2 separate regions of the Homo sapiens genome follow, and region 1 is linked to region 2. The links are chromatin loops, found by intact Hi-C in ENCODE. Cell type or tissue: HCT116. All regions are shown on one strand. Links, peaks and the distances in the headings refer to the core of each region. The heading gives the core; the rest is flanking DNA.

What was found. Peaks named below come from ENCODE experiments on the same cell type or tissue, not always from the same donor. Only the 100,000 strongest peaks of a DNase experiment are listed, where the experiment ranks them.
Region 1: a loop joins it to region 2, with 3 times the contacts of the local background. A loop is called at or near these places in 2 of 110 quality-filtered maps.

Annotation. Positions count from the first base shown.
Region 1 is chr16:55,015,937-55,027,194 of GRCh38, reverse strand. No RefSeq gene overlaps it. Among named protein-coding and RNA genes, the nearest start is that of IRX5, 91 kb to the right of the region's middle. In HCT116, for the core only: a CTCF peak has its summit at 5,169 (motif pointing right); a DNase peak (open chromatin) is centred at 5,454; H3K27ac peaks cover 552 bases.
Region 2 is chr16:53,770,129-53,778,128 of GRCh38, reverse strand. The region is part of intron 1 of FTO (FTO alpha-ketoglutarate dependent dioxygenase); the gene reads right to left. Among named protein-coding and RNA genes, the nearest start is that of FTO, 70 kb to the right of the region's middle. In HCT116, for the core only: a CTCF peak has its summit at 4,790 (motif pointing left); a DNase peak (open chromatin) is centred at 4,788.

The DNA.
Region 1 (11,258 bases), core at 1,572-9,571, 1.2 Mb before region 2:
GAAGGGTTTTTCCCATGTTAACTTCTAGAATCTTTATGGTTTCAGGTCTTAGATTTAAGTCTTTGACCCATCTTTAGTTGATTTTTTTTTTTTTTGAGAAGAGTTTTGCTCTGTTGCCCAGGCTGGAGTGTAGTGGCATGATCTCAGCTCACTGAAATCTCTGCCTCCTGGGTTCAAGCTATTCTCCTGCCTCAGCCTCCTGAGTAGTTAGGATTACAGGCACATGCCACCATGCCTGGCTAATTTTTTTTCTTTATTTTTAGTAGAAATGGGGTTTTGCCATGTTGGCCAGGCTAGTCTCGAACTCCTGACCTCAGGTAATCCAACCACCTCAGCCTCCCAAATTGCTGGGATTACAGGCATGAGCGACTGCACCTGGCCTCGAGTTGATTTTTGTATAAGGTGAGAGATGAGGATCCAGTTTTATTCTTCTACATGTGGCTTGCCAATTATTCCAACATCATTTGTTGAATACGGTGTCCTTTCCCCATTTTATGTTTTTGCTTGCTTTGTTGAAGATGAGTTGGCTCTAAGTATTTGGCTTTATTTCTGGGTTTTCTATTCTGTTCCATTGGTCTATGTGCCTATTTTTATACCAGTACCATGCTGTTTTGGTGACTATGGCCTTATAGTATAGTTTGAAGTCAGGTAATGTGATGCCTCCAGATTTGTTTCTTTGGGTTTTTATTTTTTATTTTTTCCTTAGTCTTGCTTTGGCTGTGCGGGCTCTTTTGTGATTCCATATGAATTTTAGGATTGTTTTTTCTAGTTCTGTGAAGAATGATGGTGGTATTTTGATGGGAATTGCATTGAATTTGTAGATTGTTTTTGGCACTATGGTCATTTTCACAATATTGATTCTATCCATCCATGAGCATGGGGTGTGTTTCCATTTGTTTGTGTCCTCTATGATTTCTTTTATCAGTGTTTTGTACTTTTCCTTGTAGAGGGCTTTCACTTCCTTGGTTAGGTATATTCCTAAGTATTTTATTTTATTTTTTGCAGCTATTGTGAAAGGGGCTGAGTTCTGATTTTATTCTCAGCCTGGTTGCTGTTGGTATATAGCGGAGCTACTGATTTATGTACATTAATTTTGTATTCTGAAACATTGCTGAATTCACTTACCAGTTCTAGAAGCTTTTTGAATGAGTCTTTAGGGTTTTCTAGGTATATGATTATATCATCCGCAAACAGCAACAGTTTGACTTCCTCTTTATTGATTTGGATGCCATTTATTTCTTTCTCTTCTCTGATTGCTCTGACTAGGATTTCCAGTACAATGTTGAATAAAAGTGGTGAAAGTTAGCATCCTTGTCTTGTTCCAGTTCTCAGGGAGAATGCTTTCAACTTTTCCCTGTTCAATACAATGTTGACTGTGGGTTTGTTGTAGATGACTTTTATTACCTTAAGGTATGTCCCTTCTATGCTGATTCTGCTGAGGGTTTTAATGATAAACAGATGCTAGATTTTGTCAAATGCTTTTTCTGTATCTATGGAAATGATCATGTAATTTTTGTTTTTATTAATAATTCTGTTTATGTGGTGTATCACATTTATTGACTTAGGTATGTTAAACCACCCCTGCATCCATGGTAATGAAACCCACTTGATCATGGTGGATTCTCTTTTTGACACGCTGTTGGATTTGGTTTGCTAGTATTTTGTTGAGGATTTTTACATCTATGTTCATTAGGGATATTGGTCTGTAGTTTCCTTTTTTTTGTTATTTTCTTCCCTGGTTTTGGTATCAGGGTGATACTGGCTTCACACAATGTTTTAGGGAAGATTCCCTCTTTCTCTATCTTTTGGAATAGTGTCAATAGGATTGGTACTAAATCTTCTTTGAATGTCTGGTAGAATTCAGCTGTGAATCTGTCTTGTCCTGGACTTTTTTTTGTTGGCAATTTTTTTATTGCCATCTCAATCTCACTGCTTGTTATTGGTCTGTTCAGAGATTCTATATCTTCCGGGTTTAATCTAGGATGGTTGCATATTTCCTGGAATTTATTAATCTCATAGGTTTTAGAGTTTATGTAAAGGTGTTCACTGTAGCCTTGAATAATCTTTTGTATTTCTGTGGTATCAGTTGTAATATCTCCTGTTTTGTTTCTAATTGAGCTTATTTGAATTTCCTCCCTTCTTTTCTTGGTTAATCTTGCTAATGGTCTATCAATTTTATTTATCTTTTCAAAGAACTAGCTTTTTGTTTCATTCATCTTTTGTATTTTTTTCAATTTCATTTATTTCTGCTCTAATCTTCGTTATTTGTTTTCTTCTGCTGGTTTGGATTAGGATTGTTTTTGTTCCTCCAGTTCCATGAAGTGTGACCTTAGATTCTCTATTTGTGCTCTTTCAGACTTTTTGATATAGGCATTTGATGCTATGAACTTTCCTCTTAGCACCACTTTTGCTGTACCCCAGAGGTTTTGATAGGTTGTGTCACTATTATCATTCAGTTCAAATAAACTTTTAATTTTCATCTTGATTTCATTGTTGACTCAACAATCATTCAGGAGCAGGTTATTTAATTTCCAGGTATTGCATGGTCTTGGCTCCTTTTGGAGCTGATTTCCAATTTTATTCTACTGTGGTCTTAAAGAGTACTTGATATAATTTCTTAAATTTACTGAGCATTGTTTTGGTATTATATGGTCTATCTTGGAGAATGTTCCATGTGCTGATGAATAGAATATATATCCTGCAGTTGTTGGATAGAATGTTCTGTAAATATCTGTTAAGCCCATTTGTTGTAGGGTATAAAGTCCATTGTTTCTCTGTTGACTTTCTGTCTTGATGACCTGTCTAGCGTTGTCAGTAGAGTATTAAAGCCCCCTACTATTATTGCATTGCCATCTATATCATTTCTTAGGTCTAGTAGTACTTGTTTTATAAATTAGGGAGCTCCAGTGTTAGGTGCATATATATTTAGAATTGTGATATTGTCCTGTTGGACTAGACCTTTTATCATTATATCATGTCCCTTTTTGTTTTTTTTAACTGCTGTTGCTTTAAAGTTTGTTTTGTCTGATATAAGAATAGCTACACCTGCTTGCTTTTGATGTCCATTTTCATGGAATAGCTTTTTCCACCCCTTTACCTTAAGTTTATGTGAGTCCTTATGTGTTGTTGAGTCTTCTGAAGACAGCAGAAATTTGGCTGGTGAATTCTTATCCATTCTGCCTTTCTGTATCTTTTAAGTAGAGCATTTAGGCCATTTAAAATTCAATGTTAATATTGAGGTGTGAGGTACTATTCTATTTATCATGCTATTTGTTGCCCAAATACCCTTTTTAAAAAATGTGTTATTGTTCTATAGGTCCGGTGATATTTATGCCTTAAAGTGGTTCTATTTTGGTGTATTTTGGGGATTTGTTTCAAGATTTAGAGTGCCTTGTAGCAGTTCTTGTAGTGCTGGCTTGGTAGTGGCAAATTCTCTCAGCATTTGTTTGTCTGGACAAGATTGTATCTTTCCTTCATTTATAAAGCTTAGTTTCAGTGGATACGAAATTCGTGGCTGACAATTGATTTGTTTAAGGAGGCTAAAAATAGGACCACAATCCCTTCAGCATGTACGGTTTCTGCTGAGAAATCTGCTGTTAATCTTACAGGTTTTCTTTATAGGTTACCTGATGCTTTTGCCTCATGGCTCTTAAGATTCTTTCCTTCATCTTGACTTTAGATAACCTGATGACTATTTGTCTAGATGAAGATCTTTTTGCAATGAATTCCCCAATGTTCTTTGAGCTTCTTATATTTGGATGTCTAGCTCTCTAGCAGGGCCAGGGAAGTTTTCCTCAATTACTCCCTCAAACATGTTTTCCAGGCTGCTATTGGTGGCTCATGCCTGTAATCCCAGCACTTTGAGAGGCCAAGGTGGGTGGATCATGAGGTCAGGAGTTCAAGACCAGCCTGGCCAACATAGTGAAACCCTATCTCCACTAAAAATACAAAAATTAGCCGGGCATGGTGGCGTGTGTCTGTAGTCCCAGCTGCTTGGGAGGCTAAGGCAGGAGAATTACTTGAATCCAGGAGGTGGAGGTTGCAGTGAACCGAGATCGCACCACTGCATTCCAGCTTGGGCAACAGAGTGAGACTTCGTCTATATATATATATATATATATATTATATATAATACGTATTATATAAAATATATATATAATACGTATTATATATAATATATATAAAATATATATATATATTTTTTTTTTCCAAACTGTTAGATTTCTCTTCTTCCTCAGGAACAGCAATTATTCTTAGGTTTGGATGTTTAACATAGTCCCAAACTTATTGGAGGCTTTGTTCATTTTTTAAAATTCATTTTTCTTTGTCTTTGATGGATTGGATTAATACAAAAGCCTTGTCTTTGAGCTCTGAAGTTCTTTCTTCTGCTTGTTTGATACTATTCCTGAGACTTTCCAGTGCATTTTCCATTTCCCTAAATATGTCCTTGATTTCCAGAAGCTGTGAATGTTTTTTCATTTATGCTATTTCACTGAAGAGTTTCCCATTCATATTCTGTATTATTTTTTATTTCTTTAATTTGGACTTCACCTTTCTCTGGTGCCTTCTTGATTAGCTTAATAATTGACCTCCTGAATTCCTTTTCTGGCAATTCACAGATTTCTTCTTGGTTTGGATCCATTACTGGTTAGCTGGTCTTTTGGGGGTGTTAAAGAACCTTGTTTTGTCATATTACCAGAATTGTTTTTCTGATTCCTTCTCATTTTGGTAGACATGTCAGAGAGAATATCTGGGATTCAAGGGCTGCTGTTCAGATTCTTTAGTCCCACGAGGTGCTCCATTGATGTTGTGTTCTCCCCCTTCCCCTAGGAATGGGGCTTCCTGAGAACCAAACTGTAGTGATTGTTTTTGCTTTTCTGAATCCCACCCAGCGGAGCTACCAGTCTCCAGGCTGGTACTGGGGAGTGTCGGCAAAGAGTCCTGTGATGTGATCGGTCTTCGGGTCTTGCACTCCCCTGCTACCTCCACTGGAGCAGGTGCTGGTATCTGTGGATAAAAGTATTGAATATAGTTAGATTGAGGTCTAATTAATCCGTGGATACCAGCACCTGCTCCCCTGGAGTTAACAGGGGGGTGAAGTGGACTCTGTAAGGGTCCTTGGTTGTGTTTTTGTTTAGAGCACTGGTTTGGTATTGAGTAGCCTGCAGCCAGGAGGTGGCGCTTTCAAAAGCCCATCAGCTGTGGTCCTATAGGGAGGATGCAAACTTGCCCTAGGGACACCTGGTCAAGTTTCTTATTCAGGTTTCTTAGCTGGTCGGCAGGGCCATAGAGCTCCCAAGAGATTATGACCTTTGTCTTTGGCTACCAGGGTGGGTAGAGAAAGACCACCAGCTGGGGGCAGGGATAAGTATGTCTGAGCTCTGTCTCTCCTTGGGCGGGGCTTGCTGCAGCTGTTGTGGGGATTGGGGGTGTGGTTTCAAGTCCAATGTGGTTATATTTCCAGGGAGATTATGGTTGCCCTGCTGAGTCATACAGGACACAAGAAAAGTAGGGGAAAGCCGGCAGTCACAGGCTTCACCCGGCTCCCACACAGCCTGTAGTCCTACCATGTGTTGGGCAGTAGCTATGCCTACATAATGGTGAGCAAAAACATTCAATAATTTTTTTTTTTTTGAGACAGGATCTGGCTCTGTTTCCCAGGCTAGAGTGCAGTGGCATGAACACAGCTCACTGCAGCCTCAACCTCCTAGGCTCAAGTGATCTTCCTCAGAGGTCTTTTTTATAAGGACACTAATCCTGATCATGAGGGCAGAACCCTCATGATCTAATTACCTCTCAAAGCCCCACCTCCTAATACCATCTTTTGGGGGATTGGGATATCAACATATGGATTTTGAGGCGGCAGAAACATTTACACAATAGCAAGGATTATGTTGAAATGCTTAGAGCAACCACTTAAAAATGTGATTCTAAAAGGTATATATAGCTAAAAAGACAATAGATAAGTTAAAATTGAATTCTAAAAATATATTTGAATAACACAAAAGAAGGCAAAAAGAGGGACAGGAAAACAAAACCCAAGGGTCAGAGAAAACAAATAATAAAGTGGTAGAACTCAATCGAACTATATCCAATACTTTCATTAAACGTTGATGGACTAAACACTCTAATTAAAAGGCAGAGATTACTCATAAGGATAAAGATCACTAAGAAAAGAAAAGTCACTTGAATGAATGCAGGCTGGACATTCACCTCGTGTGTGCTGATACAGCTTGCTAGTTGCTAAAATATTTAAATACTTCCATACCTGATTCGTAACTAGCCCCCAGTGCCCCATCTATTTTAAACCCTCACTTCTTCCCCCATCAACCCTCATCTCTACAACCCAGCATCTCAATGGTTCATGCCTGGCACAGGATAGGGACCCTGGGACCCAGCTGCAGCATGGAGGCCATAATCCATTCTAATTTGACATTTCTAGTGCTATAGTATTTTGAATAACACCCCTGGATGAATGCCAAAATTTGAAACTAGGAATTTCAAAGGCCTCATTCAGGGTCTTGCCAGCCTCAATATGTAATTCCCTTCAGTATTTGTTTTTCCTGCACTTCATTCAGAAGCACATTCTGATTCACACTGAAAAATAGTTTCAAGTGATAACAGTTTTATTCTTCTATTAACAATTCAATTTGTAATCTCAGTATATACATCAATTAAACAAAGACATGGAGAAATATTATTTTAAAGCCTGCACCCCCACACACACCCCAAAAAAAGTTATTTGGCAGCACATAATAATGCCTCAATGATCTCCAGTAGGTTTAAATTGGGAAACATACCTTAACATACCTTTTGCTTGTTTTTATTTTTTGTAAATAAAAATTTTGTTTTTATTATAGTTTCTTAAATACTTCCAACCATATAAAAAGAAGAAATTTTAATCAAGCATTTGAGATACTAAGGGCTGTGTAAAATGTACTTTAAACTCCTCCTTTCCCCACTCTATGAGGAAACTGATGCCTAAAGACTGTGTGGGGGTGTGTGTGTGCGCATGTGTGTGAGCACATGGGTGTGAGTGTATGGGTGAGAGTGTATGAGAGTGTGCCTGGGAACATGTGTGAGCATACAGGTGTGTGTGTAAGTGTGTCATAAGTGGCAGTGTGGTGTGTGTATGTGTGTGTGAGAGTGTTGTGATGTGTGTGTGTGGTGTGTGGTGTTTGTGAGTGTATGAGTGTGTGATGTGTGAGTGAATGTGTGGTGTGTGTGAATGTATGGGTGTGTGTGGGGTGTATGTGTGGTATGTGGGTGTGTGGTGCGAGTGTGTGTGGGTGTGTGGTGTGCGTGTATGTGAGTGTGGTGTGAGTTTGGTCAGTGTGAGACTGTGGTGTGTGTATGTGTATGTGTGAGTGTGGTGAGTGTGTGTGGTGTGTGTATGTGTGTTTGGTGTGTGTGTGGGGTGTGAGTGTGTGTGGGGTGTGAGTATGTGACTGGTGTGTGTGATGTGTGACTGTGTGTCGTATGTATGTGAGTGCGGTGTGTGAGTTTGGTGTGTGTGTGGTGTATGTGTGGTGAGTGTATAAGCATGTGTGCATGCGTATGTGTGGTGTGTGTGTGTATATGGTGTGTGTGAGTGCATTGTGTTGTGTGCGCATGAGTGTGTATGAATACGAGTGTGTATGTGAGTGTGGTATGTGTGAATATGTGTATGTGTGAGCGTGGTGTGTGTGAGCGTGTGTATGAGCATGTGAGTGGTGTGTGTGTGGGTGTGTGATGAGTGTATGAGTGTGTGTGTGTGTGTGGTGTGTGTAAGTATGAGAGTATGGTTTATGTGTGTTGGGCGGTGAATGTGTGTGTGAGTCTGTGTGCATGAGTGTGTGTGCCAGCACACAAGATCACCGAGGCTTCTCCACATGAGTTCTCTCATAGGACCTCAGGAGTACTTGGAGAAGGAATGGGAGGGAACGCCCCATTTTCCCGAGCCTCTGCCCTCTGCCTGGGTTCCTCCTCTGCCCAGTCTGGGGGACGCCACATTCCCGGACAAGCCAGCGGGCCATGCCGCATCGCACACTGCCCGGTGATGCTGGCGGCCCCCGTGTCTGAGTGCAGAAAGGTCACAGATGGGGTTTTAGAGACACTCGTGATTACCTTCTGGGTGACCGCCGAGACGGGCCACTTTGGGGCTGACACCTTTCTAAACATAGCACGGGGGAAGGGCCGACATCCCGTTCGTCACCAAAGCCACTTACTTACCCACCCAGACAGGCCCACACGCCAACGGGAGCCACTTATAGCCACCTTCAAAAGGGCCCGGAGTGGGTGCAGTGCCCGGGGAAGGGAGGGCGTGACGCAGGCCACTGCCTGCAACCTCTTGGCCAGAGAGGAAACTCTGCTGCATGACATTTAGAGGCCGAGGGACCTGGGTTCAAATTCTACCTCTGCCCCTGCCAAATTCTACCTCTGCCCCTGCCAGAGTGGGAACTTTTCACTCCTCGAAGCTGCCTTTCTTTCCATTGGCAAGATGGAGATCGGCATTGTACTGACCCCGTTCCTAAGAAGCAAGGCCTGGAATGCTGGAATGGACCCCTCTCCCTACCCATGGCATTTTTTTTTTTTTTTGACAGAGTTTCACTCTTATCTCCCAGGCTGGAGTGCAGTGGCGCGATCTCGGCTCACTGCAACCTTCGTCTCCCAGGTTCGAGCAACTCTTTTCCTCAGCCTCCCAAGTAGCTGGAATTACAGGCTCCTGCCACCACAATCGGCCAATTTTTGTATTTTTAGTAAAGATGGGGTTTCCCCACATTGGCCAAGCTGGTTTCGAACTCCTGACCTCAAGTGATCCGCCCACCTTGGCCTTCCAATGTGCTGGGCTTACTGGCGTGACACCCTTGGCTCTTTTAGGCTTAAGTACCTGGTGGGAAATCTAATGAGGTCTTGGTTGAGGTCCAGGTGAGGCAGGCCCACCTGGGGTCACAGGAAGAGCTGCGGGTACATAGATGGGGTCCAAGTTCAAGTCCATATGTGCTGCGTAGCTTTGGGTGAGCCACTCCTGCTTCCTGAACCTAATTTCTCTGAGCTGTTCTTCTTGTCCTTCTAGACCTATTTTGAGTACTGCTTCAGCCACTGGTCCTAATATCTGCATAAAACAGGGTTCATCCTGAGCTGATCTAATCGCCTGAGACTACCCAGGCCTAGCCCTGTGGGCTCTATGTGTGTGTGTTTGTGTGTGTGTGTGTGTGTGTGTGTGTGTGTGTGTGTGTGTGTGTGTGTGTATAGACGGAAGAGGAGAGGGTTAGGGCTGTTTAAATATGACAGCTTTATTAAGATGTAATTCACATGCTATGCGATTCACCCATTTAAAGTATACAATTTAAAGGTTTTTGGTATATTCATATCACGACAATCAATTTTAGATTTTTATTACCCCAAAAAGAAACTCCATTCCCCTTAGCCATGCCCCCCTCATCTCTGCCCCCGTACTCCTCCCCTCATTCCACTTTCCCCAGGCCCTGGCGACCACGAATCTACTTCCGTGTCTGTGGCTTTGCCTCTTCTGGTCATTTCCTGTTAATGGGATCATATAATAGGTGGTCTTTTGTGACTGTTACTGCTTGGGCTTCGGCCCCCAAGGCAAACTTGAGAGCCTTCTTTCCAGACATGCAGGGAAGGTCTGTTCCCTTCCTCTTGGCACACATCCTCGTTTTTACCAGGGGCCCAGGAGCTTCCATGCTGCCCTCAGGCTTCTGTCAATGCAAATTAACTCACTGCAAGGTGGCAGAGACTAACCGTGTCTCCAGACTCATTGCTTTTTCAAAGAGGAGCCAAGAGAAGCGATGATTAACCCAGTAGAGCAACTTGGCATTGGTGCCCCCTTGGGATCCCTCAGGAAAGATATCCAGAAGCAGAAGCCCCTTCCCAGAGCCCCTCAAGTCACAGGTCAGAGCTAACAACCATGTCCCCTAATAGGCCCAGGTGAATATGATTCTCTAGGGCTTCCTACCCGGTCTGTCCCAGCAACACTGTGCTGCAGGAGAGACAGGACCCAGGGGTTGGCATGTCCCAGCCCCACCCTCCTTAAGCAAGTTATACTGAGGCTGAGGGGGCAGCTTAGGGTGACCAGCCCCTGCTCCCATGTGCTCACCCTCCCAGGACAATGTGCCCTGGGACAATGAGCAGCCCAAGCCTGCATACACCAAGCTTTCCATCTCTTCCCCAAATTAGTGTACAATTTTGGGCAAGTTTTCCTCCTCTCTGAGCCTCAGTTTCTTCATCTGCAAAATGGGGATGACAGCTCCCACTGGATTGGGTTATTGAGAGGCTTAAATGAGCTGGTCCATGAAGACTCCTTGCATGGAGCCAGGGGCACAGATCTGAGTCTGGACAAAGTAGGCATCTTGGTGATGATAACAGTGAGGAAGAGGAAGATGCTGGGGTTAGTACACAGATGCTTTGGGAAGCGGGCCCAAGCTCTGTCAGTGGGAGCTGGGGGCTGCACGCTCCTCTCCCTGCCAACAATGCTCTTCGCCATCAGCGACATCTGGCTCTCTGCCCCGGATGTGTATTAGGAGTGATTACGTGTCCCTTTAAATTCTGGGAGCTGTCGCTAACGGGTGCCGAGGTTTATTTGCCACCATTTATTTCAGCTCCCATGCAGTCCCTGCCCCTCTCTCCTGAGAGGGGCAGGCATGGACAGACACCTGCTCAGAGTGTTTAATTTCCATGAACAGTGTGCTTCTTGGGAAGGAGCGCGTTTGAAGTGCTCCATGTTGGCTCAAAATGAGTCCCAGTAGGCACCACCACCCGAGACACTATGCTCCCCCTTTCCTGGGGATGGAGAGGAAGGGAAGCCCTTTCTAAAGAGAGGATCACATCGGTTAAAAATTAGGGTGGAGGAGAAAAGATGAGGATAAGTCCAACCTCGGGGTGAGGACCGAGCAGGGCTTCGCAGTAAAGACAGGCCTGGGCTTGGATCATGTGTTGTCACATTCTGGGGCACATTTCTTACCCTCTCTGTAAAAAGGAAAAGCTGAGCCCCTTTTCCCAACACCCCCCCACAACAAATACACACACACACGCACACAAACACACACACGAGCTGACAGGATTAAATGTGCTGGAAAATGCTGGACCCAAACTGCAAAGGCTGATAATATCACAACCACCCCAAACATCTGTGGCACAAAGGACAAGAAGCCTCCACTTCCTGATGTCTCTCTCTCCTGACTCTGCCCCTCGTGGAAGGGGACCCCTCAGAGTTGTGTGTGGACTCTGCAGCGCACCCTCCAGCTCTTTCCACACAC
Region 2 (8,000 bases), core at 1-8,000:
AAGGAAGTTAGTTTCACTTAAGCATGTCCTTGGTGAAGCAGGAAAAATTATTAATTCTATTAAATCTTGAGCTTTAAGTAGCTATCTTTTTACTATACTGTGTGACAAAATAGTAAACATACATAAAGTACTTCTGATAAATACTAAAGTAAAATGGTTGTCTCAAACAAAAGTACATGTGTGATTTGAGTTCTGGGCTGAATTTGCCCCATGGAACACCATTTTTACTTGAAAAAATAGCTGACTGACATTTTTCTGGTTAATCGGACTTGAGTATTTGGCAGACTTTTTCTCAACAATTAATCAAGTGAGCTTGCCACTTCAAGAAAAACAACTGACCATATTTGCTGCCAATGATAAACTTCAGGTTGTCAAGAAAAATCAGAAATTTAGAAAATTTGTATTTGCTACCTTGAGCTTGGGGCTTTTCAATACTTAAAAACTTGTATAAGATCAGTGGTGATACTGATGAGTGTGACCTTTTTTTACACTGTATAATGAAATGCATCAACATTTGGAAGATCTGTATAACTCAGTGACATGATAATTTTCCAAATGATCAAAACGTAATGTTACAAAATCATTTGAATGTAAAAGATGCATTCAAAGTGCAAAAGAGATCAACAGATTTTAATATAACAAAGTAAGAAAAGTTAATTGAGATAGCTTCGGATTCCACACTGCAAGTAAGCTTTAAGATATTATCACTTGTCTAAAGAAAATGGAATAATATTCAGCCTTACAAAAGGAAATTCTGTCATCTGTGACAACATGGATGAATCTTGAATCTAGAGGGCATTATGCTAAGTGAAATAAGCCAGGTACAGATCTCCCTAAAATATGGAATCTAAAAAAGTCAAACTCATAGAAGTAGAGAGCAGAACAGTAATTGCCAGAGTTTGGTGGGATAGAGCAGAGAAAGGGGAGATGTTAGTCAAAGGGTAAAAAATTCAGTTTGACAGGAGACCTAAGTTCTAGTGATCTGTTGCACAGCATGCTGACTAGTAAACAGTAATGTATATTTCAAATTTGCTAAAATAGTAGATTTTAAGTATTCTCACCACAAAGAAATAATAAGTATGTGTGGTGACAGATATGTTAATTAGCTTGATTTAATCATGCCACAATGTGTACATGGAACATCACAGCATGCCCCATAAATATAGATAATTATTGTCAATTAAAAACAAAAATGTTTTAAAATAGAAGCTATCACTTGACAAGTTTTGGAATAATATCAAAGAAGAATATCTACATTTAATAGCTGAAGAAGCAATTAAAATACTCCCTTTTTCCATTAATGTCTGAGGCCAGATTTTGTTCATATACTTCAACCAAAACAACATATTTCAACAACTAAACAAAAAAGTATAAGAATCAAGCATCAAGCTAGACAGTAAAGAGATGTGCAGAAAAGTAAAACAATGGCACACTTCTTGCTAATTTTTTACATTGGAAAAGAGTTATTTTTCATAAAAAATGTTACATTAACTTGTAATGAAGGGGTTTTGCTATTTTTAAATCAATAAAGGCTTTTAAAAGTTCCTGTTTTAGTTCCCAGTACAGTAAATATTGATAGGTTTAACCCATATAAACAAAAGCTTTTTGAGTCCTCAACAATTTTTAGGAGTATAAAAGGGTTCTGAAGCCAAAAAATTTGTGAACCTCTGGCCTAAAGCAAACACATAATAGCTGCCTTCTCACACACACAAAAAGCAGAAAGAAGCCAAAGTGAATTTCTTTGGGCTTTATTGTGTAATTCGCTTAAGGCCCATGGGCCTTACTAATTTACATGTCTGATTTACTCAGAATCCTTCTTCCTCCTCCTCGCTGGCAAGAAACCACAGACAAATTCCATTGCTATTTCACAACACACACTTCAGCAAACTGCAATGCAGTGGTATGGACATGGAGCTCATCCAGCCTGGCAAACGGGGATAAGGAGCTCAACTCCAGGGTTTTCCCTCTCAGGGCCCTTTTCAAACACTAAATCCACAAAACTCAGCATTAGTTTGCTCAAAGCAAATAGTTAATTTCAGTAGTAATCAAAAAGACAAAATCACACAGCTAGAGTACCGCTTCAGCCCCCAGATTGACCCTCCACCATCCCCTTTTTCCCAAGCAAGTAGATGTCTAAACCATGAAAAATCAACAAATCAATCCACAACAAATATTTACATTGTCGACATAAAAAGGAGCGGAGAGTATATAGTCATAAAAAGAAAACTAACGATATAGGTAATAAAATTAAAATGCCTTAGTAAACCATGCTATAAGTATGAAGAAAGGAGAAAAAAACTCTGTGCCTAAGTGATCAAAGGAATAAACAAATGAGAAAGAAAACAGACTATTAAAAGCAGGCAAAAGGATAGCAGAGCTGAAAAGTTAGTAAAGGACAAGACACTCTGACATCAGTGATTAGACCTTTTGGCTAAAATTCAGTTCCAGCAGGGGGAAAATGAAAGATAAGCCTGGAATGATAGATTGCACCCTGATTATGGAAGGTCCTGAAAGTCAAGCTAAGGAGTCTGGATTCTATCCTGCATGTAATGAGGAGCCTCAGAAAGCTTTTGAGAAGGACAGGAGCACAGTGGAAGGATGTTTGTTATTTGTTGTTCTGATTTTTAAACACCAATCTACTTATAATATGGTTACGGTGAAAGAAACCAAAAGCCAGATAAGGAGACTACTGCAAAAGCCCAGGCAGACAGGAGCTGGACCTGAACAAGGAGACAGCAATGGAAATGAAAAGGAATCAAGAGTTACAGGTAGGCAGGTGGATCTGAAATCTCACATAGTACCAAGACACGTGACTAGGAAAGGTGGGGCCATATAAGAAATAAGGAAGTCAATGTCATTAACACATCTACTGAGGGCCCACTAAGCTAGTTGCTGTGCTGGACAGAAAATGCAATATGAGTTGGAGGTAAAGATATTTTATTTTAAACATGCTGGGGGAAGAGGTAGATATGGTGGCACTCAGCACCCTTCCAATCTCCTCTTATTGTGCCTTCCTATGGTGCAGAGGATGAAAAGGTAAACACTATTATTTCTCAGACCCTTTTGCAGCTAGGAGTTCTGGATGAGAAATAAGCTTCACCAATTTAATGGCGGCATGTGAGAATCAGAAGTCAAAAATAAAATGGAGGCCATCACCTTGCTGTTTCAACTTTTTCTGCAGGCAACATAGTCATGAGGCAATAACATTCCAGAATCTGGCCATTCACTTTGTAGTTCTCAAATGCCAGTTGTAATGGTGGTACCTTCCTGATCCCAACTACAACTATGGTTGTGTGTTCTTACAAATCAACAGTTCTAGGAATGACTCCTGATTCTTAGCCCTTCCCGAGTGTGACAGATGAGCGGCTACCCTGGCAAGCCAATCTGTAATATTGTTTCAGAAGCCCATCTCTGGAGGCTCCACCTTCAGCCCATTTCTCTGGTCCTCCTGATGACTTTATATCAACCTATTTCCCTATCTCACATAGTTTCTGTTTCCTACAACTAAATCCAGACATATATAAAGGGTTTAAGTAAAAGTAGAACAACCAAGTGAAAATAGTTGATACACAGTTAAAAGAATGGAACTTAAACCTTGGAAACAGAGCCAGGCCAGAAACAGAGCCAGGCCACAGTATATGAAAATAGGTACTATCTACACAGATGCAGAAGTCTGAGCCCTCAGACTACATTAATCCATCTTCTGGAATTTCTACAACTCACCTTGGAATCAACAAAGAAAAATCTTCCTAGCTTTCTTAGGTAATTATAGCAACATCTTATATTTACCTGGAGCTTTGAATATAAGCAAAGGTATATTGAGAAGTTATTGTTTCACTTTTACCTGGTGGAGGAGACACACAAGGGTGCGTATTATAATCTCCATTTTAAGAAATGAGAGAATCAAAGCACAGAGACGGCAAACAGTTTGCCTAAGGTCATAGAGGGTAAGTTAGTGGTCCAGCTAAAGTATTTCCTGCTTTAAACCTATTTTATCCTGTTTGGTCTTCTGTCGGTTAATTCTGACCACATTCTAAAATAAACGTTGAAATTGTTGCTATAGAAATATTAGGAGCCTAAGAGGGCTTGTAAAAACCACAAAGAATTAAATGGGGCCGAACTTACGACCATGGAAAAAATTAAAATTCCATGTGTAATTTTCTTCTCCGATTTTAACCTAAAATGTGGTGCTTGTGGCAGGCCCACTGTTCCTATGACACGCTTCCAACACTCACAGTTCTGAGTAACAAGTGTCGTCCAATTATTCCAGCAGCTATTCATTTATTTTTCTGTCATTCTATGAGTTGGAAAATTAACAGTGTTGTGTTTACAAACCTTCACTAGGTCCTTACATAAAAGCTCAAATATGTTTACGTTACACACAATTCTGGTCTGAAGAAGCTCAAAAGCCAGTTAATATAAACCTATTCTGAACAAATGTGCGAAAACTAGTCCTGTTAGGCAGAGGTTAAGCTTTGACCTTCCCAACTTTCTCCACAGAATGTACAATCCATCACGTACAAAAACACAGTGAAGATGTGAGGTGTTGGTAAGTACCCCTGTTAGTGAGAAATTCTGCTAATTATTACACCAAATAAGCATAGTTAACAGGCCATGACCACAAGAGGTGCATGTTTCAGGGCGTTAAGTAGCTGCCTAGGGTGGAGAGGAATATATTACACTATGCCCTGTACCAATAAAACAATTTCCCTGACACCTAGAAATCCAGTCAGCTGGAGCAAGATAACAAAAGTGTTCTATGGCGTGGCTGTGTGGAGAATGATACTTCAGTGCCACCTAGTGACTTGCACATTTCAACTTAGGAGTTCAGAGAAACTGACAATATCTTCCACCTATGCTTGGAAGCAGGAAAACAGGAGTAGAAGAAATCACATTTGGAGGGCTCCCCAAACTAAATGCTTGCTTTTTTTTAAAGCATACATATATTTTATTCTTTCCTTTTTCTCCCTACCTTGGCCTTTCTAAATAACCACCAAATAGGTATATCGCAATATGAACTCCTCAAAAAAAAAAATAAATAAATAAATCAAAGGCCCAAGTAATCAGCTGCTTCCCAGAAATACATTTTACTTTACCAATAATCATCTGACAGAAAGTTCCTTCAAAATTAAATCTTAAGAACATTCCAAGGGAGAAAAGGAGAGAGCAGACAGGTGGTAAATTAAGACTGAAAAGAACTAAAGGCTTTGAATCTGTAAGACAAATATGAAAAGTAGCAAACTTTGTATATTAGCATAATGCTAATGGTTTAAAAAGTAGGAACTCTGTACAAAGATTTATATGACAATAAAAGACCATGTAACCTGAGTAGTTCCATTCTACCCTTTGAATCAAAATTACTTTTCCCATGGAGACTGCTTCCAAGCTGATGATTTCTAATGTAGCATCTAATAGACACACTGAATATTCCTCCTGCAAATACAGTTAGTCCCAATTCAACACCAGTGCCAAGGAAATCCATGTCTTCCTCAAGCTAATGGTCTAGTGAAAAGAGGTGTGGTATGTATTACTGCAGATACAGTCACAAACAAAGCCTAGTTACTGCCTCATGGAGTTTACATTTTAATGTTGGAAGACAGATAAAAAACAAACAAGAAAACAGTGTATCACATGTTGATGATACAGAGAAAAATAAAACAGGATGAAAGAAACAGAGAACGCCAGCAGGCCATGAAGTAGGGAGTACTATTTTCGGGTAATCAGAGAAAGTCTCCTGAGAATAGGATGTTTAAATAGAGAGCTAAAGGAAGCAAGTGAACCAGCCACGCAGATACCTGGGGGAAGAAAGTTCTACAAAAAGAGAGAAGAGAAAATACAAAGGCCCATGGCAGGAAGCACTTGCCCTGTTAGAGGAACAAAATAGGGGCCAGTCTGAGTGGGTTAAAAAGAAAGAGAAGAAGAGTAGGGGAAGAGGTCAGAAACGATTCAGGGAAAAAGATCAGAAAGAAAGCCAAAGAAGTTGTTTTTGTTGTAATAGCAGCTTTATTGAGATATCGTTAACATACCACACAATTTTCCCCTTCAAAAAAGTATACAAGCCAGAAAGTATATTCATAGAGTTATGCAATCGTCACCACTACTTAATTTCAGAACATTTTCACTACCACAAAAGAAAAAGAAACCCTGCATCCATTAGCAGTCACTCCCCATTCCTCTCTCCCCAGCTCCTGGCAATCACTAATCTATTTCCAGTCTCTATGGATTTGTCTATTCTGTACATGGAATCATGTAATATGTGGCCTTTTGTCACTGGCTTCTTTTACGGAGCATATGGTTTCAAAGTTCAACCATTTTATAGCATGGTACCAGTACTTCATTCTTTTTATTGACAAATAATATTCCATTGTATGGTTATGCCACATTTTAATTGTACATTCATCATTGATGGGCGTTTGGGTTTTTTCCACTTTTGGCTATCATGAATAACGCTGCTGTGAACATTCATGTACAGGTTTTGTGTGGACATACATTGTCATTTCTCTTGGGTAACTAGGAGTGGAATTGCCGGGTTATATGGTAACTCTACGTATAACATTTTGAGGAAACATAAAAGAGTTTGAACAGAAAAGAGATTTGTTTTGTTGTGTTTTGAAGACTAAACTTTGATTGCTATGTAGGGAAAGGCAAGGAAAGAAGCAAGGAGACTAGATAGGAAGAAATTGCGATGATCCAGGAGAGTGATGCTAGTGGCTTGGAGAAGGATGGCAGAAGGAGACGTTGTAAGAAGTGGTTGGATTCTGAATATATTCTGAAGACAGATGCAACAGAATTTGCTGATGGGTGAAATGTGGAATGGGAAAGACGAAGTCAAGGATGTTTCCAGGGTTTTTGGTCTGAACAACTGGAAGGATGAAGATGTCCTGTACTGAGATGGAGATGACTATAGGAGTAACTATAAATATTAGTTCCCTCTCTATTTCCTTCCTTCTCTGGAGATTCCCCACATTCTACCTTCAGAGTTGCTTGAAATGTTTAATCATCAGAAGCAGTTGCTATATTTCTTAATTGCCAATCCCTTTCGCGAAAGTCTCTATCATAGCCCCAACCTATAGCGAAGTCCCTTTAGAGCCATCCTGGATAGTTTGCTTTTGTAATTAACAAATCAAATTCCAATTGGCAGGACAACAGCAAAGTGTGTAAGAGAGCAAAAAATAGAAGAACAAAAATCCATCACGATAAGTGGTTTTTCAAACAACGTCTCGCAAACACCCATTCAGAAGTGCCTTGAGTTAGGAGAATAGAAGAATTTAAGAAATCTATCATCCAAGAAGCCAAGAATGACTCAGAAGGCAGACCAAAGCCTCGCCTTCAAACATGATAACTGAAAAAATAGGGCACTTTTCTTCTCTGGCACTGGCATCCACCAGACCAAGCACCTGGGTTATTCAATGCAGTATCATTCATGTTCTTGGATATCACAGCAGTAAATATTTTATTAGAAAATAAAAGGAGAAAAGAAAAGGGAATCTAAAGGGGAAATTTTCTGAGCTTGAAATGCAAAATGTGTTTAGTTACCTTCAACATACACCTTTTCAAAGCAATTGAAATGTGTCTGCATACAATAGGAATGTTAAGACCTCTGTAGGCCATGATCCTGCTACTTTTGAAGGCCTCACTCAACATCAAAATAAACATATTAAATTGTATTCATATTTCACATTAAAAGGTTTCTCTGCAATGCAAAATAATTTGAGAAGATTTTTCGTTTGAATTTATTTGGCCTTGAGAAACTCATTTATGACTAATTATAATTTCTCAGCAATCACTGGATAGTACTTGGGAATTCTTGGAAATTCCAAATTCCAACTTACAAAATCTTTTCAAATATAGTAGAGAAGGCAGGGAAAGAAGCAAGGAGGTTCGTTAGGAAGAAATTACATTTTTTTCCATACAAACTGTAACAACTTTGGAAGCTGATATAAGGCTCCATTTTATAAGCATTTAGTTAAACATTTATTCATTTCAATTCTGCAATTTTA